Linked DNA regions of Homo sapiens: regions 1, 2 and 4 are each linked to region 3. A link is an interaction called in ENCODE POLR2A ChIA-PET data of the cell type or tissue named here. Cell type or tissue: GM12878. All regions are shown on one strand. Each heading gives the region's core, and the rest is flanking DNA. Links, peaks and the distances in the headings are about the cores only. Region 1 overlaps RCOR1 (REST corepressor 1). Region 2 overlaps MARK3 (microtubule affinity regulating kinase 3). Region 3 overlaps TRAF3 (TNF receptor associated factor 3). Region 4 overlaps MARK3 (microtubule affinity regulating kinase 3).

Evidence for each region. ChIA-PET counts read pairs that join two places held together with the same protein. Peaks named below come from ENCODE experiments on the same cell type or tissue, not always from the same donor. Only the 100,000 strongest peaks of a DNase experiment are listed, where the experiment ranks them.
Region 1: POLR2A ChIA-PET joins it to region 3 with 9 read pairs; 2 of 35 experiments call an interaction of 5 or more read pairs at or near these places.
Region 2: POLR2A ChIA-PET joins it to region 3 with 10 read pairs; 1 of 35 experiments calls an interaction of 5 or more read pairs at or near these places.
Region 4: POLR2A ChIA-PET joins it to region 3 with 5 read pairs; 1 of 35 experiments calls an interaction of 5 or more read pairs at or near these places.

Annotation. Positions count from the first base shown.
Region 1 is chr14:102,683,357-102,687,356 of GRCh38, forward strand. The region is part of intron 3 of RCOR1 (REST corepressor 1); the gene reads left to right. Among named protein-coding and RNA genes, the nearest start is that of TRAF3, 92 kb to the right of the region's middle. In GM12878, for the core only: no CTCF peak of the experiment used is centred there; no DNase peak of the experiment used is centred there.
Region 2 is chr14:103,402,286-103,410,799 of GRCh38, forward strand. MARK3 (microtubule affinity regulating kinase 3) reads left to right here. Exons shown (of 18, transcript NM_001128918.3): 2 at 2,791-2,982. Among named protein-coding and RNA genes, the nearest start is that of MARK3, 21 kb to the left of the region's middle. RefSeq lists a silencer at 626-725. In GM12878, for the core only: no CTCF peak of the experiment used is centred there; no DNase peak of the experiment used is centred there; H3K4me3 peaks cover 685 bases.
Region 3 is chr14:102,804,094-102,812,607 of GRCh38, forward strand. The region is part of intron 1 of TRAF3 (TNF receptor associated factor 3); the gene reads left to right. Among named protein-coding and RNA genes, the nearest start is that of TRAF3, 31 kb to the left of the region's middle. RefSeq lists an enhancer at 1,608-1,697 and silencers at 5,591-5,750, 7,560-7,669. In GM12878, for the core only: a CTCF peak has its summit at 2,245 (motif pointing right); a DNase peak (open chromatin) is centred at 3,702; H3K4me3 peaks cover 2,354 bases; H3K27ac peaks cover 3,212 bases.
Region 4 is chr14:103,393,576-103,402,089 of GRCh38, forward strand. The region is part of intron 1 of MARK3 (microtubule affinity regulating kinase 3); the gene reads left to right. Among named protein-coding and RNA genes, the nearest start is that of MARK3, 12 kb to the left of the region's middle. RefSeq lists an enhancer at 6,175-6,974 and a silencer at 7,695-7,814. In GM12878, for the core only: no CTCF peak of the experiment used is centred there; no DNase peak of the experiment used is centred there; H3K4me3 peaks cover 144 bases; H3K27ac peaks cover 873 bases.

The sequences.
Region 1 (4,000 bases), core at 1-4,000, 120 kb before region 3:
CTTTGAAACGGACCCTTGTCCTGGAATTACTGTCAGAAAAGAACCGGCCAGAAAAACAGACTCCCGAGCCACGAGTCCAGGTTTGGTTTCAGAATTGGAGAGGTGGAGCACGGAAAAGAAGCCAGAGCAGCGCCAGCGTGGAGGCCACCTGGGCGCAGGTCCCCCCGATCCCAGACCCTGGTCAGCCTGGGGTGCTGACCCCTACTGTTCCACCAGCGGGGCTTCCCCGGGGGTCCCAAGCAATGTGGGCAACTTCTCTTGGGAATCGGAGGATGCTTTGGGCCAAGCTCTCCTCTGGGGGCGCGCTGATGTTCCGTGCGCGAATGTGGCCCCCGCTGACCTGGAGATGGCAGCCAGTGCGCTCGGCCACGCTTAGGGAGATGTCCCTTGATCTCCGCCCTCGGGCCCAGTGCTGCTTCCGGGTCCCTCTTGCCACCAGCCCTTCCCACAGCTGGAAGCTGGCAGTGCTGGGCCTCAAGTTCATCCCGGGGCACCCGGCCTGCTCCCCATACACCAGTCCCTAGCTCTGCGGGGGCTGGGGCTGCACCCTCCTGCTGTGGAGCAGCAGCCGAGGTGGGGCTGGCAGCTGGGGGAGGCGCCTGGGTGCGCCGTGACCTGGGAGCAGCCCTCTCCGCCCCAGCCCCCGCAGCTCTGACCGTATCCCGCCTCTCTGCCTCTTTCCTGGCCATAGTCACAGCCACAGCCATCGCAGGACCCGGCTGAGCGCTAGGAACAGGTTCCTTGTCTTCCTCCAGAATCCAACTCGCACGGGAGGCCCCAGCACCCCTGCCCCCAACCCGCTGCGGAGTCTGAACCTCAAGCGGCTGCATAGCAAACCCGTGGAAATGACCTGTCAGTGTCAGGCAGTGGAAGACAGATGAACTAAGCAAGGGCTCATCGGTAGTGTTCACGTTATGAAAATTGAAGAGAAATATCAAGATTTATTTACTTTGTCACGGAAGGGCTTCCAGACATACCTTTCAGGGAAATCGAGTTGTTAGGGTGGAAGGGCCTTGGGGTGCATGAGACCTAGGGGTTTTCCTTAGATGGCATAAAAAAGGATTGACTTTATAGAATACATCTGTCTTTCCATTTATTAACCGAGTAAACACGGAGCACTGAGAGTGAACAAAGTCCACTAGCGAGAAGGCAGGATGAGGACGGCTTTGTAGAAATGCATTATTTTCTATCAGGAAAGAGCAATGATTTCTACTCTGGGAAAAAAACAAAACAAACACTTACCTAAAAGTAATATTTACATATTGTTGAAAGTTCATAGATAAAAGTATAAAGAATAAAAAAAATTCACCTATTATTCCATCACCCAGAGGTGATAATCGTTAAACATTTTGGGGTATTTCTTCCAATTTTTTTTGTATGTATTTATATAAGTGAGATGATAGATTATCTGTGTGTGTGTATGTGTGTATTGTCTTCCTGAGCATCGGACCTAAGCAGTTTCCACGTTGTTAAAACTGCTTATAAAGGTTTTAAATAACTAGGTGTAATACTTTATTACATGGATATGTCAGTATGTTTAACAATTACTCTATTGAAAATTTAGGTGTCTCAGTTTTGGAAGAATATGGAAGTCTTGGTTGTCCAGCATTTATTCTGACATTAAGTAGAAATAAGTGATTTAGGACATATTTCTAGCAGATACTAAAAAACTGTGTATAGGATGTCTGGAGATCCCTGGCTTTTCTTGTGTGTGTGTGTGTGTTTTTTTTTTCCTCTTCTTTTCAAAGTGGCTGTTCAGAGTTCTGCCTCTTAGGGTTACTGAAAGCTTATAAAGTTATGTTGTAATTATAAAAATAAATGCTATTTTAGAAAATTCAAATAGTACATAATGCATAATATATAATTGTTTTCCACAAAATGTGAACTGTTATCAGTCTGCTCATAAGTACATCTGGGACTTTGTTTCATCTCAGTATATCTACAGTTATCTAATTTTTTTTTACTGTAACTAGTATGGATGTATCATAATTTAGCCTTTTTTTAAACAAAATTACCTGTATTACCTATTGATGAATATTTATAATCTTAGTTCTTTTTTTAAACTCTGTTTTTTAAAAAACCTGATCCGTAGAATGACTCTAGTTTAACATTAATGAATTGTACATTTCTTTTTTTTTTTTTTGAGACAGAGGTTTATTCTTATTGCCCAGGCTGGAGTGCAGTTGTGCGATCTTGGCTCACTGCAACCTCCACCTCCTGGGCTCAAGAGAGTCTCCTGCCTCAGCTTCCCAAGTAGCTGGGACTACACACGCAGGCCCCTGCACCTGGCCTTGAATTGTACATTTCAGAATAGCTAGAAGAGGGCTGAGTGCGGTGTCTCACCCCTGTAATCCCAACAGTTTGAGAGGCTGAGGCGAGCTGATCACTTGAGCTCAAGAGTTTGAGACCAGTCTGGGCAACATGGTGAAACCCCATGTCTCTCAAAAAGTCCAAAAGTTAGCTGGGTGCGTGGCATGTGCCTGTAGTCCCAGCACTTGGAGGCAGAGATGAGGATGCTTGAGCTCAGGAGTTCAAGACCAGCCTGGGCAACATAGATCTCCCCTCTATTAAAAAAAAACGGGGAGGCGGGGGCTAGAAGAGAATAATTTTGAATGTTCCTAATATAGAGAAAATGTAAATATTTAGGATTATGGATATCCCAGTTACCCTGATTTGATTATATGAATGTATCAAATTATCACATGTACCCTGGAAATATGTACATCTGATATGTATCAGTAAAATAAAATACATACATTTTAAGAGAGGATCTTGGCTCTGTTGTCCATGCTGGAGCTCAGTGGCACAGTCATAGCTCACTGCAGCCTTGAACTCCTGGGCTCAAGCTGTCATTTTAAAAAAAGCAATAGTGAAGATTTTTGCCCCTTAATACATTTCTTATTTTCTTGTTTAAAATAGATTTTATATTTTAGAGACATTTTAGCTTCACAGCTAAATTGAGCAGAAGGTACAGAGTGCCCATTTATCTTCTGCCCCCACACACCCACACCCTCCCCCAGTGTGAACATCCTGCGCTGGAGTCCACCAAAGGGATACGTTTGTTACAATCAAGCAGCCTACAGTGACACATTCTTATCACCCGAAATTCATAGTTTACATTAAGCTTCACTCTTGTGTTGTATGTTCTGTGGATTCCGACAAATGTATAATGACCTGTCCACCAATGTAGTTATCATCGTTTCACTGGTTTAAGAAACCTCTGTGCTCCACCTGTTCATCTCCCTCTCTGCCTCCTAAACCCTGGCAACTGTTGATCGTTTTACTGTTTCTGTAGAATGCCTTCCAGCTGGAATCATATAGTATGTAGCCTTTTCAAATTGGCTTCTTTCACTTAGCAATATGCATTTAAGGTTCCACTGTCTCTTTTCATGGCTGGATAGTTCATTTCTTTTTAGTGCTGAATAATATACCGTTGTCTAGCTATGCCACAGTTTATCTGGTGTATTGTCATGCTAGGAACCCCTCTCCCACCCCCACATTACAAACAGACTGATGTCTTCTGTCGTCTTCTCCTTTTTTACATCGTTGTTTCAACTGAAATTATTGGATTATATTTTTTCCTTCACTTACATTAAACTCATACATACTTTGTGCCTGGACTTCATTCTTTTCAGTGTACCTGGCTCTATATTTATTCTTTTAGGTGAATCTTAGATTTGTGGTAACAAGTTCTGTCCAAAAGTATCTCAATTCAGATTATACGGAATTCGTGTTTATCTACTGAGTTTTCATTTACGTTTTATATTGAACAGCTTTTTGTCTGGGAATGTACCAGGAGTGAAAGGTTCAGGAATCTCATACTGTAATGGAGAGACAGAAAAAATGAACATGTGAGCAAATAATTTATGTGTAGTTTTCCTAGGCAACTCTTCCTTTTTAGAGGTAGAAACACTGGGGTCTACAGAAGTAAAGTCAAGTGTTTAAGGTCCCATAGCCAGTTATTACAGTAGCCAAGTTTTAGCTAGATCTCTTGTCTCCA
Region 2 (8,514 bases), core at 719-4,718, 600 kb after region 3:
CTCATGCCTGTAATCCCAGCACTTTGGGAGGCTGAGGTGGGTAGATCACTTAAGGTCAGGAGTTCGAGACTAGCCTGGCCAACATAGTGAAACCCTGTCTCTACTAAAAATACAAAAATTAGCCGGGTATGGTGGCGCGCACCTGAGTCCCAGCTACTCATGAGGCTGAGGCAGGAGAATTGCTTCAACCTGGGAGGCGGAGGTTGCAGTGAGCTGAGATTGCGCCACTGCACTCCAGCTGACAGAGTGAGACTCCATCTCAAAAAAAAAAAGGATTTTTCTAAGATTTCTATTTTACATTAAATAGAAGGCAGTTGGTTTGCATGAAAATTATTATTTCATCAATTTGACTGCCTCATTATAGAAAACACATATTGAAGTCAAATAAAACGTAGAGATGAATCTCTGAAGTTAAAATATGTTATTTGGGACGCAAGAATTGCAATTTGGGGCACACAGACCACAGGGTGGTCTTCAGTATGTATGAAGAACAAAGTAAAGGATGGAGGTTTTATAAAGAGAAGTGTTACATATTTTGAAAGACAGGTCATTGGCACTAGTAAAGTTTTGGGGAGGTGGCAAGCCCTGATTGGTGAGTGACAGTGGTGGGTAATACTGGTCTTAGAGTCAGCAACAAGTTGTTTCAGTAGCCATTAGATAAACTGGTTTCAGGTTACAATAGGCAGTTTCAGCAGCCAGGCTTACAGAGAATTATAATCTTGGAGCAATGTTACATCCCTCCCCCTCCCCTGGCCCCCCACCCCATCCCTGCCCCTCAGCTCTGATTTAGTTGAGTACGAATAGGATGACCCAATTAGTATGATCAGCTTTCACACATGAAGGTTGAATTTATGAAACATGTAAATTTGAAAATACATGTTTACATTGCAAAAAGCTTTTTTAACAAAAATTTTGGCCAGTAGTATAAATTCAGTGAATATGTTTTCATTGCACAGATAGTAAAACCACTTGATACATACCTCATGGGGATATGGACTGCTTTATGCGCTGCTTTTTACCACACCTTAAATAGTGCCTGGTTGTGTGTGTGTGTGTGTGTGTGTGTGTGTGTGTGTGTGTGTGTGTGTAACTCAGTAAATATTCAATGAATGAATGAAGAAATTCAGAAGATAAAAAAGAGAAATTTCCCTTATTTTTAACCTTCTGAACACTATAGTGGTTAGCATTTATATCATTTATTCAGCCATTCTAATATTTATTGAGTAGCAGTTTTGTACCAACTGCTGTTCTAAGATATAAGGAATAATAAATTCCTGTTACTGTTTTCATGAAACTTAAATTCTAGTGTAATTAAAATCATGTAGAAATAAACATAAACATGATCACCCAGCTTCTTTTAAAACTAGACTGCAGTTGATGTAATAATTTGCATTACAACAGCATGCATCTTGTGCACAACAAAATCTACCTGTTTTTGTATTAAAGCCTTAGTGTCAAAGCTTTATTATCATTTTAGTCTTTTATCAACTCCATATTTATAAATGGTCTATTTTCCCAAAGTTCTAATATGGAAATCAGAATCATTTTTGTTAGAGGAACAATGTTTACAAGTTGCCTAGATTTGCAGTGAGGTCATAAAAAGCCTGTTTAATCTAAAATAGACATTTGCAATAAAAACAGAAATTGTTGTTGAGATGCCATATTATGTGATAACTGAGTAAAACAGACAAGAGCCTATCCCCTAACCTGGTATGTGAATGTGAAAATATTAGAGAAATAATGAAGAAGTAGATGGAGACTAATGAGGAAATTCTGAAAAGGACATCTTTTGAGAAATTCAGAGGTAGATGGCGCAAGTTTTAAAGCTTACTTTCACTTTAAAACACCTGAGTTTCATTTCCTTTGATTTGAGTAAATTACAAAGCAGTTTATTAGTTAAATCAGGCTTGTTTTGATTTATAGGTATATAGAGAAAGACAGGACATTTTCCTGGACAGAAAGTTGGAAAAGAGAAACGTGTAAAGGGGGTGGAAAGTGGCTGTGAGTGCATGTGGAATGAGAAGCCTCCCTTGGGCAGGAGTTAACAGCCACAATGGGGAAAGGATTGGGACATCTAATCCTTTGAGTGTGTGTGGGGGCCAAGGGAGCAGTAGTAGCAGGATGCCTGCGCATACAGCCATGTACACAGTGTGTACACAGAAGTGTAATTCTTGGGCCTGAATATTTCATAGGGTAGAGACATATTGAGTACTTTATTAAGTAAGCATATTGAGTACTTTATTCATCTATACAACAAGGGTCGTCTATTAAGGGCCACACAGTCTAGCTGTTTCTGTAAAGCACATTGTTTTGAATTACTGTTAGCAGTGTAGTATAGAAGGAAATCGGGAATCCAGATTCTCTATGGATTTCCCCCTGAACAGTTATGTGGCTGTATCCTTATCTAGTGAATGGTGACATTAGCTTTTCCCCTGCTGCACGGGCTGTAGTGAGGCTCAGGTGTGCAGGTGCACTTACTAACATATGGAAAAGTTAAGCACTGTATAACCAGAAGGTAGCCCTTTTACTCCTATTTTATATGACAGCCACGTATGCAAAATATCTAATTTCTTCCTGAACACTCAATTGAACTTCAACACTTCGTATTTTTCGTCTCAGAATTTTTATTTTCCTCAAATTTATATTATGTGGTTAAATTCCTTTGAAGTGCTAGATACTTTAAGATTAAAATTAAAGTAGGAATGTTTTTTCTTCAATTAGAAGCTCTTAGAACTTGGCAAGTACTCTGTGTTCTCTCATTTCCTTATCTTTGTGTATGCTGTATTGCAGCACACGTCACATGGAGATGGGCGTCAAGAAGTTACCTCTCGTACCAGCCGCTCAGGAGCTCGGTGTAGAAACTCTATAGCCTCCTGTGCAGATGAACAACCTCACATCGGAAACTACAGACTGTTGAAAACAATCGGCAAGGGGAATTTTGCAAAAGTAAAATTGGCAAGACATATCCTTACAGGCAGAGAGGTAAATACCAGTTATGCTTATTTCTGTTATGACAGTTGCTCTGTTTATTTCCATGTAAGAGAAAGAAAAGAATATAGATATAGGCCTTATTTCTTTTTTTTAAGATGGAGTCTCGCTCTGTCACCCAGGCTGGAGTGCAGTGGCATGATCTCAGCTCACTGCAAACTCTGCCTCCCGGGTTCACACCATTCTCCTGCCTCAGCCTCCCGAGTAGCTGGCAGTACAGGTGCCCGCCACCACACCCAGCTAATTTTTTGTAGAGACAGGGTTTCACCGTGTTAGCCAGGATGGTCTCGATCTCCTGACCTTGTGATCCGCCCGTCTCGGCCTCCCAAAGTGCTGGGATTACAGGCGTGAGCCATAGCGCCTGTAATATATAGCTACTATGTATTACATGTATTACATGTCAAGTTCTAACCACATAATATAAATTTGTAATACATAGCTGGGATTACAGGCGCACACCACCACACCACGCTAATTTTTTTTTTTTTTTGTATTTTTGTATTTTTGTAGAGACGGGGTTTCACCATGTTGGTCAGGCTGGTCTCGAACTCCTGACCTCGTGATCCACCTGCCTTGGCCTCCCAAAGTGCTGGGATTACAGGCATGAGCCACCGTGCCCAACCTATTTTATTTTCAAGACAGGGCCTTGCCCTGTCACCCGAGCTGGAGTGCAGTGGCTCAATCATGGCTCACTATAGCCTCAACCTCCTGGGGTCAGGCAGTTCTCCCACCTCAGCCTCTCGAGTAGCTGAGACTACAGGCATGCACTGCCACACCCGGCTAATGTTTAAAAAATTTTTTTGTAGAGACAGGGTTCTCACCGTGTTGCCCAGGCTGGTCTTGAACTCCTGTGTTCAAGCAGTCCTCCTGCCTCAACCTCCCAGAGTGTTGGGATTACAGGCATGAGCCACCATGCCTCACTAATTAAGCTTTTTCTTTTTTGGGGGGTTAGGGGGGTGTCGGGGGTTGGGACGGAGTCTTGCCCTGTAGCCCAGGCCTGGAGTGAAGTGGCATGGTCTCGGCTCTCTGCAACCTCCGCCTCCCAGGTTCAAGCGTTTCTCTTGCCTCAGCCTCCTGAGTAGCTGAGATTACAGGCGCACACCACCACGCCTGGCTAATTATTTTTTTTTTTTTTGTATTTTTAGTAGAGGTGGGGTTTCACCATGTTAGTCAGGCTGGTTTCAAACTCCTGACCTCAGGTGATCTGCCCGCCTCAGCCTCCCAAAGTGCTGGGATTATAGGCATGAGCCACCACGCCCAGCCTAATTAAGCTTTCTCAAAAGAACATGAAACATATATTAGGTGTCTGGGAGTTTTTTGTTTTGTTTTTGTTTTTGTTTTTTTTCTGAGGCAGAGTCTCACTCTGTCACCCAGGCTGGAGTGCAGTGGTGCAATCTCGGCTCACTGCAAGCTCCGCCTTCTGGGTTCAAGCCATTCTCCTGCCTCAGCCTCCTGAGTAGCTGGGATTATAGGCATGAGCCACCACGCCCAGCCTAATTAAGCTTTCTCAAAAGAACATGAAACATATATTAGGTGTTTGGGAGTTTTTTGTTTTGTTTTTGTTTTTGTTTTTTTTATGAGGCAGAGTCTCACTCTGTCACCCAGGCTGGAGTGCAGTGGTGCAATCTCGGCTCACTGCAAGCTCCGCCTTCTGGGTTCACGCCATTCTCCTGCCTCAGCCTCCCGAGTAGCTGGGACTACAGGCATCCACCACTGCACCCGGCTAATTTTTTGTATTTTTAGTAGAGACGGGGTTTCACTGTGTTAGCCAGGATGGTCTCGATCTCATCTCGTGATCCGCCTGCCTCAGCCTCCCACAGTGCTGGGATTACAGGCGTGAGCCACCACGCCTGGCCCATCTGGGAGTTCTTTTGCTTTCCCATTACTTTAAACGTTGGAAATATCATAGAGTGTTTAAATAGTCTTTACCTTTAAAAATAGGTAATGTTTTGTTCTTTTTCAGTAGCAAATGTCTGCTACCACAGTAAAAATTGTCTTTAACTTCAGGTATACACTTATGTGTATGAGCTCATGTTACTTGCTAATCAATATTATTGTCAATATTTACAGATTTATCTTCAAGAAGTTTCTTAATCTCTCTACTTTTCTCATAGCGTATGTTTAATCGGTTATTGTGTAGGAAGGCACATACTTTCCTAACCTTTGTGAAATGGCTTTCTGCTCAGCCCCGTTCCTATTAATCAAAAATACATGCATTAAAACCACAAAACTAACTCCCTCCTCTTGTTATACTCATATGGTACAGAGCCTGTTTTGCCTCTTTTTTTTTTTTTTTTTTTTTTTTTGAGACGGAGTCTAGCTCTGTCGCCAGGCTGGAGTGCAGTGGTGTGATCTCAGCTCCCTGTAACCTCCGCCTCCTGGGTTCAAGCAATTCTCCTGCCTCAGCCTCCTGAGTAGCTGGGACTATAGGCGTGCGCCACCATGCCCGGCTAATTTTTGTATTTTTAGTAGAGATGGGGTTTCACCATGTTGGCCAGGATGGTCTCAATCTCTTGACCTGGTGATCTGCCCGCCTCAACCTCCCAAAATGCTGGGATTGCAGGTGTAAGCCAGCGTGCCCAACCTTTGATGTAGTTTCTTGCATTTAGGTCTTTGCGCCTGCTTTTCCCTGTACCTGAAATACTCTTTACTCTTCTGTTTAGGGAACATTTCTGAGAAGTAATCATTGACAAATCCCCTTTCCCCAGGCATGGGATTCCATAAAAATCCCGATACTCCCCTTATATGGCACAATTTACATTGTATTGGAATTGCTCGTTTGTCTGTCTCCTTCTCTAGTTTGTAGGCTGTCTCCAGTCTGTAGGGGAAGATGACAGAACTTAACACAGTGCTTGGAACCTGTTAGGTACTTAATAAATATTTGCTAAATGAATGCAATAATACTGTTTTTTGGCGGGGGGGAGGTGGTGTTGGCAACAGAGTCTCACTGTTGCCCAGGCTGGAGTGCAGTGGCGTGATCTCAGCTCACTGCAACCTCCCGCCTCCTGGGTTCAAGCGATTCTCCTGCCTTAGCCTCCCGAGTAGCTGGGATTACAGGCACACGCCACCGCACCCAGCGAATTTTTTGTATTTTTAGTAGAGAGGGGGTTTCACCATGTTGGCCAGGCTGGTCTCGAACTCCTGATGTCAGGTGATCCACCCACCTCAGCCTCCCAGAGTGCTGGGATTACAGGCGTGAGCCACCATGCCTGGCCTGAATGTAGTAATACTTTTGAAGGAAGCTTTTAAAACAAATGCTCTCCCTGTGCGAGACCCTTCTGATAGATGTGCCAAGACTGTGACACATATGGCGTAGCATTCATGCCTGCAGCCCACCAGGCCTGGGGCTGCAAGAGCATGAGCCCTGGGTCTGTCATCTGTCAGCATGCATCCTCTGTTTGCAGCAATGTGCCCTGTAAATATTTTCATTTCCTGTGTGTGCGGAGACTTGGAAAAGGTTGGGAAGCACTGGACTGTGCTAACTGGAATTTTAAAAGACTGTTGCCAGAAATTTGCCTTTTGACAATTCATTAATTTTAGTGATAAAATTCTTGTGGATTTTTAGTTAAGACTCCTTGTTGCTGAGCTGCCTTATAGACTGCTTTTGGAATCTGTAAACAGCTTGTGTGGGCGGAGCTGTCCTTGTTGTCCTTGATTAAAGCTTTCTTGAGATAAGGAACGGTGAGACCTCTGAGTTTCTTAGTTCCCACCAGTTCCAGGTGGCTACTTGCCAGCTTCCTCATGTGGGCAGAGATGGTGGGCCAAGAGAGCGTTGAGACAGACGAACCTCTTCCATTTACCTTACCTGATTTACATTATCTAGAGTCTGGCCTGTGGTGTTTACTTCTAGTAGGTTCTTTCTCTAGAAATGCTTGAATATGACTAGCAGAGTGGTTTAATTTAAAAACTTTCTCAGTTTCTCAGTTTTTTTAAAACTTTGAACAAGTTCTCACTCGTAAGTGGAGTTGAACAATGAGAACACATGGACACAGGGAGGGGAACATCACACACCAGGGCCTGTCGGGGTGAGGGGCAAGGGGAGGGATAGCATTAGGAGAAACACCTAATGTAGCTGATGGGTCGATGGGCGCAGCAAACCACCATGGCACATGTATACCTGTTTAACCTGCACGTTCTGCACATGTATCCCAGAACTTAAAGTAAAAAAAAAAAAAAAAAAAAAAAAAAAAAAGGAAAAACTTTGAACAAAATCATTTTACTCTTGTGGGGTTTTTTTTGCCTATTGTAGATATGACATATAAAATGTAAACATTATAGAAATATAGAAATTCATTATGTAGAAAGTAAGTTCCTTGAAATTTGTCTCTTCAAAGACAATCACTTTCAGCAGTTTGGTGTATATTCCCAGAGTTTTTTATATAGACATTAACTTTTAAAAAATTTTAACAGAAAGGGACTCATGGAACATGATGACAGTTTTTTTACTTAGTAATGTACCTTGACCATGTCTGGGTCTTAGTACTCATAGATCTGACATATTAGTCTAAAGGCAGCATAGTCTTCCTGGCTATGGTGGTACCATAGTTTATTTCCTATCAGTGGGCATTAGGGTTGTTTCTAAATTTTTGTTGTTACAAACAGATCTGCAGTGGACATTCTTTAGCATTGCGTGTCCTTGTTAAGTGTTTCTGTAGGATAATTCCTAGAAATGGAAGTCCTGGGTGAAAGTGGATGACTATTTGACATTGTAATAGATACTACTAAATTGGTTTTGAATAAAAAGTGATGTACCTACTTTATTATTCTACCAAAATGGAATAGAGTGTTCATTTTCGTACATGCTTCTACACTGTAGATAATTTTTGTCTATCTGAAGGTCTCAATCTGTTTTTGCTGCTGTAACACAATACCAGGGACTAGGTAATTTATAAAGATAAGAAATTTATTTCTTACAATTGTGGAGGCTGGGAAGTCCAAGATCCAGGGGCTGCATCTGGCCAGGGCCTTCTTGATACATGAAGGGCGTGATGGAAGGGCAAAGAGTGGGGAAGGAAGGGAAGAGGAGGAGAAAGGAAGAAAAGAGGGCAGAGCCCTTGCAATCTGATTGCCTCTCCAGGGCCCCATGCCTTAGTACTGCTGCAACAGCAATTACGTTTCACCATGAGTTTGGGAGGGGACATTCATTCAAACCATAGCACGTATGGACAAAAAAAGGGTGTAGAGAAAACCAGAAGTTGCTTTTTCCCTTTTCACTACTTAGATTTATGATCTTTTTATATATTTTTGTCATTCATAATTTCTTTTTGAGGCAAGTTCCCTGGCCACCCGCAGTAGCTCATGCCTGTATTCATAGTGCTTTGGGAGGCCAAGGCAAGGAGGATCACTTGAGCCCAGGAGTACAAGACTGCATTGTGCTATGATTGTACCGCTGTACTCCAGCCGGGGCAACAGAGGACACTCTCTAAAATAAATAAAAATAAAACAAGTTTCCTGTTTATATCCTTTATTCATTTTTCTTTTTTTTTAATCTTAGTGATTTAAACCCTTTATGTTTCAGTCATCTGT
Region 3 (8,514 bases), core at 2,023-6,022:
ATGTGAGGGTTCTTTGAGCCCAGGAGGTCCATACTGCAGTGAGCCATGATTGGGCCACTGCATTCTAGCCTCAGTGACAGAGTGAGACTGTTTAAAAAAAAAAACAAAAAAAACTTCAGAGGAGTCATATGATTGACTTGTGTGTGTCTACGCAGACTCCCTTTTCTCTGTAGAGACTTACAATCTTCAGTTCTCTGGAGCGTTCTTCAGATTCCCTTGCTCCATGACTGACCTTGGCTAGGAAAATAATTGGGCCGTTTTTGGTGCACAGCAGATGAAAATTATCAGTATGTCCCTAGCTTTCCACTGTGAGGCCGCCGTAGCAACAGAGGACAGTGGATGTGTGACTTGTACCCTTTCAGAGGGCCAAGAACGCAATATCCTAAAGCAGCCTTTTCTTTTTTTATTTTTTGAGTCAGGGTCTCACTCTGTTGCCCAGGCTGGAATGTAATGGCATGATCTCAGCTCACAGGAGCATCAACCTCCTGGGCTCAAGTGATCCTCCCACCTCAGCCTCCCAAGTAGCTGGAACTACAGGTGCAAGCCACCACACTGGATAATTTTTGTATTTTTTGTAGCGACAGGGTTTTGCTATATCGCCCAGGCTGGTCTTGAACTCCTGGCCTCAAGTAATCATCCTGCCCCAGCATCCCAAAGTGCTGGGACTACAGGCATGAGACATCACACCTAACCCTGTTCTTGATACCTGGTTTTTGTGGTCCTTTTTTTCTAAAATTCATATGAATTTTGAGTTCTGCTGTATGATATGTAATATATATGTTCTAATATTACAAACTTCTAAAAATCTTTCTGTGCACCAAAATTGATCCTCCAGGACAGAAAAAATGCCAGTGGTTCTTGTCTATACCACCATATTTTGAGGAACACAAGGAAAGATTTTGACCTTCCCTGGACGTAGAAGAATTTGTATTGTGATTGACACATCTTTAATGCCTTAATTACTTGCCTTCAGTTTTCTTTCCTTTTGGTGCTTAAGGGAGTATTTGTTCTCCATGCATATTTGGTACCCTTTGGTTTAGATAATTTAGATAATTAGCAACTAGTTTTGGTCTCATTATCAGACATTTTACTCTGGACACCCCATCACCACTCCCATCATGGGGGAGTTTGGAGGCCAGGAGATTCACTGGATGCTTCTTTTCTAGTGTGTGCTCTTCTTAGATGGGAAGGAAAAAGGTAAAACCTCAAAAACTCTGTGGTAAACTGATGTGGGAATCTGATACTAAAAATGTCCCAAGTGATTTAAAGTGTGTAAGAATTACTCACTTTTCTGTGGAGAGCGATGTGCATAAAGACAGTGACAAGTGGAAGAAGATATCCAGATGAGACCCTCACTGCCCTCGGTGAGTGGATTGCAGGATGCTGGGAGCCCCCTTGCGTAGAGACTCACCGCTGGACTCCAAGCCCTCTGTGGCTTCTGCTGTGGCTGAGTCATCGCTGCCCAAGACTACTGTTGGGTTCTCCTCCCTGCTGGTGAGCAGTGAGGCACCAGGGAGCCCCTGCCTGCAGCCAGCTCGGTGATTCCATGCAGTTTTACATAGGGAAAGAATGCTCTACCTGGCTACGTTTTCCTGTGTCCTGTTGAAATGAAGAGGTTAGTCATGCATTCCCTCAGCTAGAGCGTGAGGCAGTCCTTCCGAAGATTGTCCAATTTAGACCCAGACTCTTCAAAGGAAATGTCAGCATGTTTTGATGTCATGGTTCAAAACCTCACTGGGATGGTTTGTGTGAGTACATACCTGTTTTACTTTTAGTTTCACTAGAGGATGTCATTTGGACTAGTTGTTTTTAAGTGAACATTTCAAACTTAACTAAATTTGATTCCTGTTTCCTTGGTTGTAGTTACATGGAAAGACCACTGGGTCTGGGACAGTGGTTCTCATCCAGAGATGGAGTTGGTGGGGTGGGGGTGGGGTGCAGTTTCGTACCCTAGGGGGCATTTTGCAGTGTCTGGAAACCTTCAGAAGTGGGGTGGGGGATGCCACTGGCATTGGTAAGTAGAACGAGGGATGCTGTGAACACCCTGCAGTGCTCAGCATATCCCTACAGCAAAGAGTTTTCGGGTTCAAAATGTTAGTTGCGCCAAGGTTGAGAAACCGTGGCTTGGAAATTGTTCATTCACCATACTCTTCTTGATTTCTAGTGAATGTATGACTGTTAAGATTTTATGTTTTCATAAGGTGAGGTACTTTCTACAGAAATTCAGTCTCTTTAGTCATTAAACAGCAGAGGGCACTTGGAGGCTAGAGTGCCCAGAAGTCCATCAAGCCAGTCTGGATAAACCCTTCCCAACATGCCATAATTTACATCAAAACTTTGGTTAGCAGAATGGGAATTTTTGAGTAGATACCATTAGAAAAATAAAATAATTTTCCAGCTGTGGTTCCCAAGTTCCCCAAACTTATGTCTTTAGTCCAAGCTGCCCCTTGAGCTTCAGCTTCGGACCTGCATATTTATTTAACAGCTATTGAGTCCTTGGTATGTGCCGGGCACCCTCCTGTGTACCAGGGCATGGCAGGAAATGATATGGGCAGCTCCCTGTAGTCATGAGGCCTGTGTTCTAAGGCAGACCTTGAAGACAGGGAAGTCCATGTGCTGATTCCAGAAGAATAGAGGGGGCCTGGCAGGGCTGGGGGGAGGTCAAGAGTGGAGTGCTTCATACAGCTGGTCTCAGAGGGGCTCATTGTCCCGGACCTGCAGGACAAGGAGGCGTTTTGTCCACAAACCTTGAGAGTGAGTGAATGGGGCATGACTGGGGCCACTGGGTGTTATTGCTTGAATGACACCTAACCTGTCTCTAGTGAAGCTCTTGATTCCTCCCTACCCCCATCCAGATGCTAGAAGACTGGGGAGCATTTCTTGGTCCCTCTTCTCTCACAATCTGTCGTTGGTGCTCACTTCTGCACCCTGTTTTCCCACGTCCCTGGTCCCCAGCCCAGGCAAGCCTTCTGCTGATGCCGGTGGCCCCAACTTGTCTATCCACTTCACCCCAGTTTTCTCCAGGCCTTTCTCCATGCTGCTGTCAGAGAGATCTAAACATAGGTGGCCTCCTGCCCTTCCCTGAAAACCCTTTACGGCCTCTGACTGCATTCAGTGCACCCTGCATTCCTCCTGATAAGGTCTTGCGTCTCCCTGCTGCCCCAGCTTCAGCCCCAGGAGCCTGCCTGCCCAGGAGGCCATCATTGTTCCCCCTGGACACTGCCTGTCCTGCCTGCTGCCTTGTCCTCCTTTCTCCAGGGGCCTGGGGCCTCAGTCTCTCCATGCCTGCACCTGGAGTCCTGTTGCCTGTGTCCTACAGTTTCCTCCTCAGCCATCCCCACAGGGCTGTGTCCCTTTCTACTAGCCATGTTTATTTTCTTGTGGAGATGGGGTCTTGCTATGCTGCCCAGGCCGGTCTTGGTCTCCTGGCCTCAAGCAGTCCTCTTGCTTTGGCCATCTTTAGATGATAACTCACTCACCTGTGCTGCCTTTCACTTGGAGGATGGGTGGATGATTCACAGGGACCTGCCCTCCTTCCCGCAGAGTTGGGGTTTTTGTGTAGGGGATTTTTCTGTCAGTTATTTTTTCCTCACCTTTCAGAGTATTAAAAGAACTAAGCCATTAGTGGTGAGGCATGAGGGCAGCGACCACAGCTCCAGGGGAGCTCTCTTATCCCTACAGCTGGCAAATGTTCCACCCTGTTTTTATGGCACACAGAAAGGTAGGCGCATAGTGATGTTGTTAGTAAGCTTTTGAAGTAGAGCATGGTGAGTTAGTTGGCCTTTTTACGAAAAAGGAAATGGAAAACTAGCACCATGGCCTTGGCATAATTACTCCAACATGCAAATCAGTACTGGAAGGAAGTTGAGGCAGCATACCTCTATGCTCCACTAGTCCTTAAGACACGTCTGAAAGAAATGAAATTTTATTTTGTTAGAGGTGAAGGAATGCATGGATGGAATGCATGGTCCAGGTGTTTATAACTGTGCATTTATTTGGCGGTTGTTTTGGATGGACAGGAAGTGGGAGGGGAGGGCACAGAGAGTCACTTTGGCCACGTCCCTGGTTTGCCACAGGCTGATACTGGAGCATTCCTAAGTTTCGCAATGGAGATGGATGTGAAAGAAGAACACACTAGGCCAGGTGCGGTGGCTCACACCTGTAATCCCAGCACTTTGGGAGGCTGAGACAGGCGAATCACCTGAGGTCAGGAGTTTGAGACTAGCCTGGCCAAGATGGTGAAACCCCACCTTTACTACAAATACAAAAATTAGCCGGGTGTGGTGGCACATGCCTGTAATCTTAGCTACTCAGGAGGCTGAGGCAGGAGAATTGCTTGAACCCAGGAGGCAGAGGTTGAAGTGAGCCGAGATTGTGCCACTGCACTCCAGCCTGGGCAACAGAGCGAGACTCCATCTCAAAAAAAAAAAAAAAGAAAAGAAGAACCATACTAGTCAGGTGCTAGAGGGCTTCCAAGGCAGCCTCCAAGGGAAGGAAATGTCTGAGAAGTTATTTAAGAGGATTTGTTGGAACAGAAAAACTTCCAAATTGGTCTAGAAGGTGGACCCTAGCTATAGACGCATTTTACAGGACATAATGTAAATATTAAAGGCACATTTTCAGTATTTGGGGAAAATATGTCCTCTGAGTCGAATGACCAATGGCTGTTTCTAGAAAAATTTTAGTTGTAGTTTTAATTTGATTGTCTTGAGCATGGTGATAGATTGACTTTTTTTTTTTTTAAGACAGTCTTACGCTGTTGCCCAGGCTGCAGTGCAGTGGCACGATCTCAGCTCACTGCAGCCTCCACCTCTTGGGTTCAAGTGATTCTCCTGCCTCAGCCTCCCGAGCAGCTGGGATTACAGGTGCGCGCCATCACACCCAGCTAATATTTATTTATTTATTTATTTTGAGATGGCGTCTCGCTCTGTCACCCAGGCTGGAGTGCAGTGGCGCGATCCCTGCTTACTGCAGCTTCTGCCTCCCAGGTTCGAGAGATTCTCCTGCCTCAGCCTCCCAAGTAGCTGGGACTACAGGTGCGTGCCACTACACGCGGCTAATTTTTTGTATTTTTAGTAAAGACTGGGTTTCACTGTGTTAGCCAGGATGGTCTTAATCTCCTGACCTCGTGATCTGCCTGCCTTGGCCTCTCAAAGTGCTGGGATTACAGGCATGAGCCACTGTGCCTGGCCGCACCCGGCTAATTTTTGTATTTTTAGTAGAGACGGGGTTTCACCAGTTGGCCAGGCTGGTCTGAAACTCCTCACCTCAGGTGATCTGCCTGCTTCAGCCTCCCAAAGTGCTGAGATTACAGGCGTGAGCCACCGCGCCTGGCCTAGAGTGACTTTCTTAAAGCTCTGTGTCTCCTGGAAATGGAATGTATCCCAAATGAGGATTATTTTTAAGCTTTATAATAAAATCTTTCACAGCATAGACTTTTTTTTTTTTTTTTTTTTTGAGACGGAGTCTTGCTCTGTTGCCCAGGCTGGAGTTCAGGGGCGCAATCTCGGCTCACTGCAAGCGCCGCCTCCCAGGTTCATGCTATTCTCCTGTCTGTCTCCTGAGTAGCTGGGACCACAGGCGCTCGCCACCACACCCGGCTAATTTTTTGTATTTTTAGTAGAGATGGGGTTTCACCATGTTAGCCAGGATGGTCTCAATCTCCTGACCTCGTGATCTGCCCGCCTCGGCCTCCTAAAGTGCTGGGATTACAGGCATGAGCCACCGCGCTTGGCCCACAGCATAGACTTTTAAAGACCATGTAGGCAAGAACAGATCTTTAAAGGGAAACCTCAGTTTGGCTTTTGAAAGTTCATCTGATTGAAGTTAAACTGATGAAACATACTCCATCCATGCATTACCAAAAACGTTGGAGCACGGCATGGCAGTAGTATCTAAAACAGATTGGCAAACTATGGGTCTAAGAATAGTTTTTATGTGTTTAAAGGATTGTAAAAATAAGCAAAGAAGAATATGTGACCCATGAAACATAAAATAGTTACTGTCTGGCTCTTTATGGGAAAAAAGTTTGCCAACTCTTGGCTTAAAGGGTCAAGAATGCTTTACCAAAAAACAAACAACCCCCTCCCCCCTACAACTGTAATGTTTGAGCAGGAGTTTTACAAGATAAAGAATTTTGATCTTGAGGGGATTTGGGTGAGGATGGGGCGGTGCAGTGGGAGAGAGAGTATAGATACTGTTCATCACACCCAGTGCAGTCGGCTCTGGTGGGAACATAGGGTGACCTCAGTGTGTGGTGAGGACAGTGATCATGGCCCCTTTTACAAGTTGAAGCTTAGTTCTGGAGTGGTGGACCATCAGAAGCTTTTAAGTAGGAGAATGTCAATGTCATAAATTAGAGTTAATTGTGAGAAATTGAAATAAGTATTCCATTTTTTTCTGAGATGTGCTCTCCTGAACTTATAAAGTAGTTCTTCAGAAGTGTTTGCAGTGTTCACAAGACACTGGCTCTGTGGTATTTGACATGCAGATGGGCCCAGAATTCCTGACTTAAGGCTAAAGATTTATCTTGAGCTTATCATGATGTGGGCTTATGATTGTTTTGATCAGCAGCTGACATCTGTGAAGCCTCAGTGATCCTATAAATTGAGGAACCTGAGAGAATCAAGAGAAAGACAACAATTCTTGCTGATGTCAGTAACTGTATTTCACCTGTTAAACTTCTGCATGGAGGAGGTCAGTGTTGTCTGCTGTGTCAGCATCAGCCTACCTGGGTGTGGACGTATTCTTTGGGAGATGAAACGTAGAAAAGGTACCCCGAGTCCATTACACATTCTGGATTCCCAGAAATAAGACATCTCTGAGGGCAGAACCTTTACAGTCACTTACATCAAGAAGGAATTCTTCAGGAGAAAGCTCGGTAAAGGTATCTTAACTTTGTATGTATACCCAGAGAAAACACATAAAGATAAAAATAAAATAATTTTCCTCATTATCCCCACACCATTAGCATCTTGGTGTATAGTCTTTGCATCTTTTTTCAGTATGTATGCACTTAGATCATCTTGTAGGACGCCAGTCCCATGCATTATACACTTTGTATCTCACAGTGGAGTGGAGGACAGCCTGATCCTTAAGGGGATGCCGAATTGCTGCATCCCCATGATTTTTGCTGCTTTGATTCTTCTCATGAGCCCCGTTGCTGCTGTCTGTATTAGCGTCCTTCTGAGCAAACAATGGGTACCTTTTTTTTTTTTTTTCTTAAGAGAGAGTCTTGCTATGTTGCCTCAGGCGGGAGTGCAGTGGCTATTCACAGGTGCTGTCGTACTGCCCTGGATGATAGTACACTGCAGCCATGAAGTCCTGGGCTTAAGCAGTTTTCGCCTCAGCCTCCTGAGTAGCTGGGACATTAGGCCCGTGCCGCCATGCCTGGCTCTTGACCATTCCCACAAGCCACACCTACAAGGAGCTCAAGGAGCTGTTTGCGCTGTAGGCGGTTTTTTTTTTTTTTTTTTTTTTTTGGTTTTTGTTTGTTTTTGTGCAGAGGTCAGATCTCTTGTCTCATAGTGCAAAGGCGATGAAGGCCTTCATTACAGTCTCTCAATTTGACTCTCAGTTTGATCGGAAGTTGCTAAGATGGGCTGACATTGTGAGGAGGATACTGCTACAGCAGTAGTGTGTGTGTGTGTGTGTGTGTGTGTGTGTGTGTTTGTACAGACTGTCTCACTCTGCCACCCAGGCTGGAGTGCAGTGGTGCAGTCATAACTTACTGTAACCTTGAACTCGTGGGCTCAAGTGATCCTCCTGCCTCAGCCTCCCGAGTAGCTAGGACTGTAGGCTTGTGCCACCATGCCTGGCCCTTTTTTTTTTTTTTTTTTTTTTTTTTTTTTGTACAGACAGGGTCTTGCTGTGTTGCTAAGGCTGGTCTCAAACTCCTGGCCTCAAGTGGTCTTCCTGCTTCAGCCTCCCAAAACACTGGTATTACAGGAGTGAGCCAGAGCACCTGGCCTGAAGCTATATATTATTGTTAACTGCAGTCATCCGACAGTGCTATAGAACACTAGACTCTGTTCCTGTCTAGCTCTCTCCCCATTTTTCCCATCCTCCTACCCTTCCTAACCTCTAGTATCCTGTGTTTACTTTTGACTTCTGTGAGATCAACTTTTTTTAGCTTCCACATGTATTAGTGAGAACATGTGGTGTTTAACTTTCTGTTTTTGGCTTATCTCACTTAATATAGTGTCCTCCACTTCTATCCATGTTGCTGTGAACGACAGGATTTCATTCATTTTTATGGCTAAATAGTAGTCCATTTTGTATAGATACCACATTTTCTTCATCTGTTGTTGGACACCTAGATTGATTCCCTGTTTGGCTATTGTGAATAGTGCTACGGTAAATATGGGGTATAGATGTCTCTTTGATGTCATGATTTCCTTTCCTTTGGATAAATTCCCAGTAGTGGGATTGCTGGATCATATGGTAGTTCTATTTGTAGCTTTTGAGGAAATTCCATACTGCTCTCCATAGTGGCTGTACTAGTTTACATTCCTA
Region 4 (8,514 bases), core at 3,817-7,816, 590 kb after region 3:
GGTTGAAATTTGCAGTAAATAGAATTTTGGTCATTTAAGTTATGTAGCTCATGATATATACATTGTATAACTATTTAGACTTACATGGTGCATGATTTACATTGTAATTACATAGAGGCTTATACAGTCTAATAAAAATTAATATTAACTATTTGATTGCAAAGAGGATTGTTCTGCATTTTATTACTTTTTTTTTTTTTTTGAGACAGAGTTTCACTCTTGTTGCCAGGCTGGAGTGCAATCTCGTGACCTTGGCTCACTGCAACCTCCGCCTGCCAGCCTAAGTAGCTGGGGTTACAGGCACACACCACCATGCCCAGCTAATTTTTTGTATTTTTAGTAGGGATGGGGTTTCACCATGTTAGCCAGGCTGGTCTCAAACTCCTCACCTTGGGTTATCCGCCTGCCTTGGCCTCCCAAAGTGCTGGGATTACAGGCTTGAGCCACTGCGCTCGGCCTGCATTTTATTATTCTAAGATATAGCCAAATTTTATGCCTGGAATTTTTTCCTGGGCTGGAACAAATTCCTAGTAAGAGTCAGGGAATATTCCGTGACTTGTGGCTTTGGTTAAAAAAGAAAAAGGAGTCAGGGAATGCAGTACCCTCTGATCACCACTGGGAGGACTAAAGCAGAAAATTCATTTGTCTCATATCCATTTTCAAATTTCAAATTAAACATGAAGGAGAAAATAAATCTCTTACCTGGGAAGCTTTAATGTCCTGTCTCACACAAGAAGTTAAAGGTTGTGCTTGGAGTTGGTCTGCAAAAGTAATAAGGAATTTGTACTCACCCGTCTGCACCTGCTTGTACAGAACAATTGGAAGGGCAGAAGTTGGCTTTGAAAGAAAAGGCCTTTTTTTGGAGGTGGGAGGGGCATCCAATTTTGTCTTCAGCCGAGAGTTCGCTAGCACTACACTCTAGCCACTCAAGCTGCTCAACTATGGTTGGTCTTGTGTACTTCTGTGTGCACTAGATAAGACATTGTTTCTGTGGGTTATGTGGGACCTTGAAGTTCAGTGTTGAAGCTCAAACAAAGCAGGTGTTTTTTCTGTATTTCTTGTTGACAGGCATTTGCTTTTTGTTGGACCTAAATATTGTGGGGTTTGTGTATGGACATTTGACACAAAAATCTGTATTGGTAGAATTTAATATAAAATCAGAGAAGTTGAATTCACAGGTTTTGTTCATAGAATTTTACATAACTCTAGTCTTTTTTCTTTTTTTGTGATGGAGTCTTGCTCTGTTGCCCAGGCTGGAGTGCAGTGGCATGATCTTGGCTCACTGCAACCTCTGCCTCCTGGGTTCAAGTGATTGTCCTGCCTCAGCCTCCCGAGTAGCTGGGATTACAGGCACCCGCCACCACGCCTGGCTAATTTTTGTATTTTTAGTAGAAACGGGGTTTCACCATGGCCAGGCTGGTCTTGAACTCCTGACCTCAAGTGATCCACCTGCCTCGGCCTCCCAAAGTGCTAGGATTATAGGCATGAGCCACAGCGCCTGGCCACAATCTTACACTACTTTCCTGAAGGGATGTGTGATGGAAAGAGTCTGGGCTTGAAAGTGGAAGACAAAAATGAGAGTCTAAGACTGATCGAGATAAAGATTCTGAAGAGGTAGAATGGACCTCATAAGATGGAGCAAAAAAGAAGGAACAACATATAAAAGGAGAAATTAGAATTTAGAGTTATAGACTGGAATTTGAAACTAGTCTTGAGATTTAACTGTGGACAAATTCACTCGGCTGTGCCTCATGGTTTTTTTTTTTTTAAATCAAAAGAGAATAACATCATTCAAGTTGTGTCTTGGTTTTTTTGTTTGTTTACTTAGATTTTTATGACTTCACTTTCTCAATTTCCTCTGTGGCCAGATTCATCAGGCATTCAGTCACTTTCATCTCTGTCAGGCTGGCCTTGTGTTCTGTCTGTCTGTTCTGCTGCATAGTTGTCATCCTGAGATCTCCCTTCACCCATATCCTAGGGATTCCCTTTGCCTTTCCTGTTCGATCCATTTTCTTCCCCTTGGTTCACTCCCAGGTTTCATTGCAGCAGTTCCTCCAGTGATTTTCTGAGAAAGTTGCTCAGAGGTAAATTTTTAAAATCCTTTCATATCTGCAAACATCTTTATTCTGTTCTCATACTTGATTGATATTTTGGCTGCATATAGAATTCTAGACTGAATGCCCTTTTTCCTCAGAATTTTGTTTTCTGTCTTATATAGCATCTGACACTCCGATTTGGAGAGAGAGAATGCTATTTTGAGTCTTGCTTATTTTTCTGTTTGTTTAAGGCTGATTGGAAGTTTTGTGCATTTGGATGGATCTTGAATACAACAGTGGGACACACTGTTATTTCTTTGTGGTGCTCTTGATACCAATATATTTAGTCTTATCACTTGGCCTAGGCAAGCACGGAATGCCCATGTTCCAGGGAGCTGAGTCGGGAGAGGGCAGAAGGAAAGATCTGTGGCTTTCTGCTTTCTCTGCTTGTTTTCAGTGTCCCTGCCCTCAGTTGTGCCCTGTGTCCCCAAGCCCAGAGACTTTCCATTTTGCCCTTTCTAAAGAACCTCCAGTTTTTTGCCTGAGTGGGAGAGGAGACCCGGGGGTCTGTTATTTAACAGACTGATAGATCTTCTTGTTTCAGGCTTACTTCACTCACACTTCTAGAGGTACTTGTACTACCAGTTCCTGAACCTTTTGAGAGTTCTATAATACAAATCAGGATTTTCCAATATCTCCATAGCTGGCTTAGGATTAATCTTTCTTATATGTGTTAAGTCATTTTCCTTCTTTTTTTAGTTTCTGAAAGTATATCTGTTACCACTTTTATTTTCTTTGTCTTGTGGCTTTTTTCCTTATGCCTTATATTTTTTTCCTTTACTTTCATATTAATGGAGTTTGGAGAGGGAGGGGAAGTAAATGCAGCCATGATTTATAACCAGACTTGGATTAGGTGTTTACATATGTCAATACATGTCTTTAAAATTTAGCTAGTACTTGTTATTATAAATAACAAACTAAGATTGATAGGCTTCTTGAAAAATTGGCGGTAAATTTGGCTAATGGTGGGTTGTTGTAGTAGAGTAGCGTTTCCCCTTTTCACCCAAGCTTTGTTACCTCTTCTTGGGTGGTGCCTGGCCTGAGATGTCCTTCATCTCTCATAAGAACTCTCCTACTTGCCCTTTGAGGACTCCATCCCTTCACATCTTGGGGTACCTTTTTTCCTTCATCTCACCCAAATGTGATCATGTCCTTTGGGTGCCTAGAGCTGCATTATCCAGCACAGTAGCAACTAGCCACATGTGGGGCTACCAAGCACTTGAAACGTGGTTAGTTTGAATTTAGGTGTTCTGTAAGTATAAAAGATAAACCAGTTCAAAGACAGTATTTCAAAAATAGGATATAAAGCCTTTTTATATTATGCATTGAAATATTGGGGGGTATATTGAGTTAAATAAAATGGTATTTAATTTAACGTATTAAATATGTTTCTTTTTACATTTTTTAATGGAGCTACTAGAAAATTGAAAATTACATATGTATGTCACATTATACACCTATTGGACAGCATTAGAGTATTCACTCTGATTTTCTCTTGGGGCAGGAATTGCCCCTTGTTTCAGTTGCTATTCCCCCGTTAGCACCCCGTGTATATCATGAGTGCCTTGAAGGTTTGACACCACACTTTTCTGTTTCTTTTATTCCCTGCTAATGCCTACCATATAGTTGACTAGCCGAAAGTTACTGAATAAACATTTTTTTTTTTTTTTTTTGAGATGAAGTCTCACTCTGTCACCCAGACTGGAGTGCAGTGGTGCGATCTCGGCTCACCGCAACCTCCGCCTCCCAGGTTCAAACGATTCTCCTGCCTCAGCCTTCTGAGTAGCTGGGACTACAGGCACCCGCCACCATGCCTGGCTAATTTTTTTATTTTTAGTAGAGATGGGGTTTCACCATATTGGCCAGGCTGGTCTCGAACTCCTGACCTTGTGATCCTCCTGCCTCAGCCTCCTAAAGTGCTGGGATTACAGGCGTGAGCTACCGCACCTGGCCTGAATCAAGATTTTTTTAGCCACAACTTGTGCCTTACAAGTTTTTTATTCTAAGGATTAGACAAGTAAATTATTTTTCACCGTATTACATTAGTTCACCTACTATACCAGTAACAATTATTTTATTCAAAAGTGAAACAGATTTTACTATATTTATGGGACAATAACAGTTCCCCCTTCCTATTCATATTCTTAGATGCTTTCTCATAAATTCAGCTGTGAAGAGTCACATTATCTTTGATCCATGTGAGACTATCTTCTTGTTTTATCTACTCCTGTTAGTCTCCATATGTCATTACTCTTACCCTCCACCCCACGTTACTGTTTTAATGTGTTTAGTATGTGTATGTGTTCTTACATAGTTTATTTTGGTATGTTTGGTACTTTATGTAAATATTACATATGTCTTATCTGTGCGCTTAATATATTGCATCTAACTGCTGAATAGCAGTGAGATGTATGCATCTACCACATTTTACCAGTCTGCTCGCCAGAGGTGCACATGTTAATTTTCTCCAACTCTGTCACCACAAAAAAAATGCTTCAACATCTTCATGCATGTCCCCTTATGGAGCAATGTAAGAGTTTCTTTGGGATATATAGCTTGGAATGGACTTGATGGGTCACAGGAAATGTCAGATTGTTCTTCTAGATGGCTGCTTCCATCAATAGTGCACCACAGTTTTTGTATTCCCGTTTCTCTGCCAACATTTCAGAGCTTTCTGCCTTTTCCCTATCTAACAGGCCTAAGGTGATACTACATTGTGGTTTTAACTTGTATTTCTCTCTGATTTTTAGAATCTCTTTATACATTCCTTGGCTTTGGGTGCATTCTTGTTTTTTGCGGGGGTTGGTGATTTTTATCAAATCAAGGACAGACATCCCATTCTAATCCTAGTTTGCTATAGGAATTTTGTGGGGGCTTTTTGGTAGAGACAGGGTCTTGCTATGTTTGCCCAGGCGGGTCTCAAACTTCCGGGTTTAAGCAAGCCTCTTGCCTCAGCCTCTGAAGGTGCTGGGATTACAAGCATGAGTCACCATGCCTGGCCAAGAGTTTTTAAATTATAAATTGTTCAATCTTATCAAATCCTTTTTCTATGTTGAATGAAATAATTGCCTAGCTGCTTTCAAAAGTGAAACGTGACTTTGTGAATATTTCTAAAGTACAAAATACTTGGAGGACAGCCATTTATTGTCACAACTTGGCTTTGTAGTTTGTTTTTGTTTTTGTTTTTTAACATTTGGAAACCATACCTATGTGTTAAGTAAGTGGCTTGTGATTTAAGGAATAGAATGCATGTAAGGGCACACTTCTTTTGTTTTACAGAAGGGATCAAGTTCTGTTCAGGAAGATTTGAAACATAGTGTAAAGTTGTTGCTGTTTTAAACTTGTAAACCTGATTCTTCTCATGTGGGAGGTACGTAAGTAGGCCTCTCAGATTTCAGGTTGGTTCTCTGCCTGGTAGATACAAGGGCAAAACTATTCTGGAACCATATTGATGTTAAAAAAATTTTTTACGGACTTCCTGCCGGCAAGGATTTTTTTAAAAGATTTTTTAAATGTGTCTAAGAAATGTTTTAATTTGTCTTCTGATTATACAGTGATTTACAATTCATGCTTCTTTTATATGTGGGCAAAATTAAGAACTAATATGTAAAACAAAATGGAGCACATTCCCATTTTTCTTATTGCTTTGAGTTGATATGGCCCCTATGTCAGTAGTGCTTTGGCTGAACGTCACAAAGACCTAACACAGTGCCCTAAACAAATAGGGGGTTTGTTTTTCTCCAAAAAGAAATTTGGGGTAGGGTGCGGTGGCTCACACCTGTAATCCCAGCACTTTGGGAGGCCAAGGCGGGTGGATCACGAGGTCAGGAGATCGAGACCACGGTGAAACCTCGTCTCTACTAAAAATACGAAAAAAATTAGCCGGGCACGGTGGCGGGTACCTGTAGTCCCAGCTACTCGGGAGGCTGAGGCCAGAGAATGGCGTGAACCCGGGAGGCGGAGCTTGCAGTGAATCGAGATGGCGCCACTGCACTCCAGCCTGGGGCAACAGAGTGAGACTCCATCTCAAAAAAAAAAAAAGAAAAAAAAAAAAAAGAAAGGAATTTGGAGGTATGCAGCGTCTAGCTTTGGATCAGCAGTTCAGTAATATTGGAGTTGGTGGTATTTTAAGGTAGTTTTGTCTTTTCTGTCATGTTTGAGACCCTGTAGCTACAGGATAATGTTTTACAGTTACAGCTACATGGTTGCATTCAAGGAAGGAGGAAGGAACTGTACTGGCAACTCTGTCCTTACCCCCCCACCCTCCTTTTTTTTTTTTGAGATGAAGTTTCTGTCACTCAGGCTGGAGTGCAGTGGCGGAATCTCAGCTCACTGCAACTGTCGCCTCCCTTGTTCAAGCGATTCTCATGCCTCAGTCTTCTGAGTAGCTGGGATTACAGGCATGTGCCACCATGCCTGGCTAATTTTTGTACTTTTAGTAGAGATGGGGTTTCACCATGTTGGCCAGGCAGGTCTCAAACTCCTGACCTCAGGTGATCTGCTAGCCTTGGCCTCCCAAAGTGCTGGGATTACAGGTGTGAGCCACAGTGCCCGGCCTCCCCTTTTATGATAAACAAAGGCATTACCAACCCCTACCCCCTACTACATTGCCACCTAGTAGACTTTAACTAATGAGAACTGGCCAGAACTAAGCCAGATGGCTATCTCTAGCTGCAGAGAAGTTTGGGAAAACAAGTATTTGGCCAATGTGGTCTCCCTAAACACGTGTTCAACTTCTTGAAGAAGGAAATCTCATGTCTTTGGCTGTATTCAGCATTTTTCAGTAGCAGTTACATATTCTAGTTTTCATGGTGGATGAAGTGGTACCAGCTTAGTTCCACAGGAGGGAGAAGAATCAGGACTCATTTAATCCATAAGAATTAAACTCAGCAGCTTTTGAGTACCCATTATGTGCATAGTCTGCCATGAAATATTATAAAGTAGTCCAGGTATGGTGGCTTACACCTGTAATATCAGCACTTTGGGAGAATAAGACAGGAGGATTGCTTGAGGCCAGAGTTTGAGATCAGCCTGGGCAACATAGTGAGATCCTATCTCTACAAAAAATTAAAACATCAGCCATGTGTGGTGTACGCACCTGTAGTACCAGCTACTAAGGAGGCTGAGGTGGGATGATCCCTTGAGTCCAGGAGTTCGAGGCTGCAGTGAGGTATGATCGATCACACTACTGTACTCCAGCCTGGGCAACAGAACGAGACCCTGTCTCAAAAAAAAAAAAAAAAAAAAGTTATCAAAGAATTATATAACATTTTGTGTGTGTGTGTGTGTGTGTGTGTGTGTGTGTGTGTGTATGCAGGTTGTTTATTGGCTCCTTAGGAAGAAAAAAATACGTGTATGAAATAATTGATTAACAGTACAAGAACTCATAATTATTTGTTTAAATGTTTAATGTTGGTACTGAGTGCTGTGGCATAGGAATAGGGAACTTTTTCTTAGGGTCGGTGATGGATTCTTGGGAAAATAAAATGAAGGGCAAATGGAAGCAAAAGACAATTTAATTTGCTTCTGTTTTAAGGGAACTTTTAAAAAGTTAATTCTTAAATTTTTTAATTTAAGGACTTCGTCAAGAAACATCGAATTAAATATATTGAGTTTAACCCTAACAAGCATCAGATCTTTCAGTCTGCTGTATGAGGAAATACAAGTTTCTTTCTGCTTTCTATTATGATTGTTGATTTGCATGAGCGTGTTTTAGGTTAGGCTGTGTTATGCTGTGGTAATACATACCACCAACATCCTCATGATTTAACACAATAAAAAACTTCTGCTCACACCAAGTCTGCTTGAGGGCTCATTGGCTCCGTGGAAACTGATCTCCATGTCCAGGCCAGTTTGGTCTTGTGGCCGTCCGTTTTAGGGCAGTGCTTAGGGTCAGGAGAGCAAAACACAGGGCTGGAGAGTTAAGCACAGGCAACTAAATGCTTCAGCATGGGAATGGCATTCATTTTCACTCACAGGATGTGTTCAGCTTAGTCACATGGCTGTCTATGCCTAACCTCAAGGGAAGGGAGTGCAGTCCTCCAGGAACTCAGATGTAAAAAAGCCAGTATGATGGATATAGTATTGTCTACAAAAAAAAGTAGCATAATAGAGTTAGATACAAGCAAAGTACTCTAGGATCCCAGTAAGGAGAAGTAAGAAATTCTGATGAGATGCAGGGAGAGCCTTAGAAGGGTTCATGAAGATGGTGACAGATGATACAAACTCAGTAGAATGAGCAGGTTTTTCTTAGATTTGAAGAGAAGAAAGGACATTCAAACTAAGGGAACAACACTGACTGAGTCAGAGCTAGACTCAAAGCTAGAGTCTACTGGCTGATGTCGTGGGAGAGGAAGAAGAGATGAGCGGGCCTTGAATTCGTTTAACATTCAGCAAAAATGTATTGCATGTCTACCAT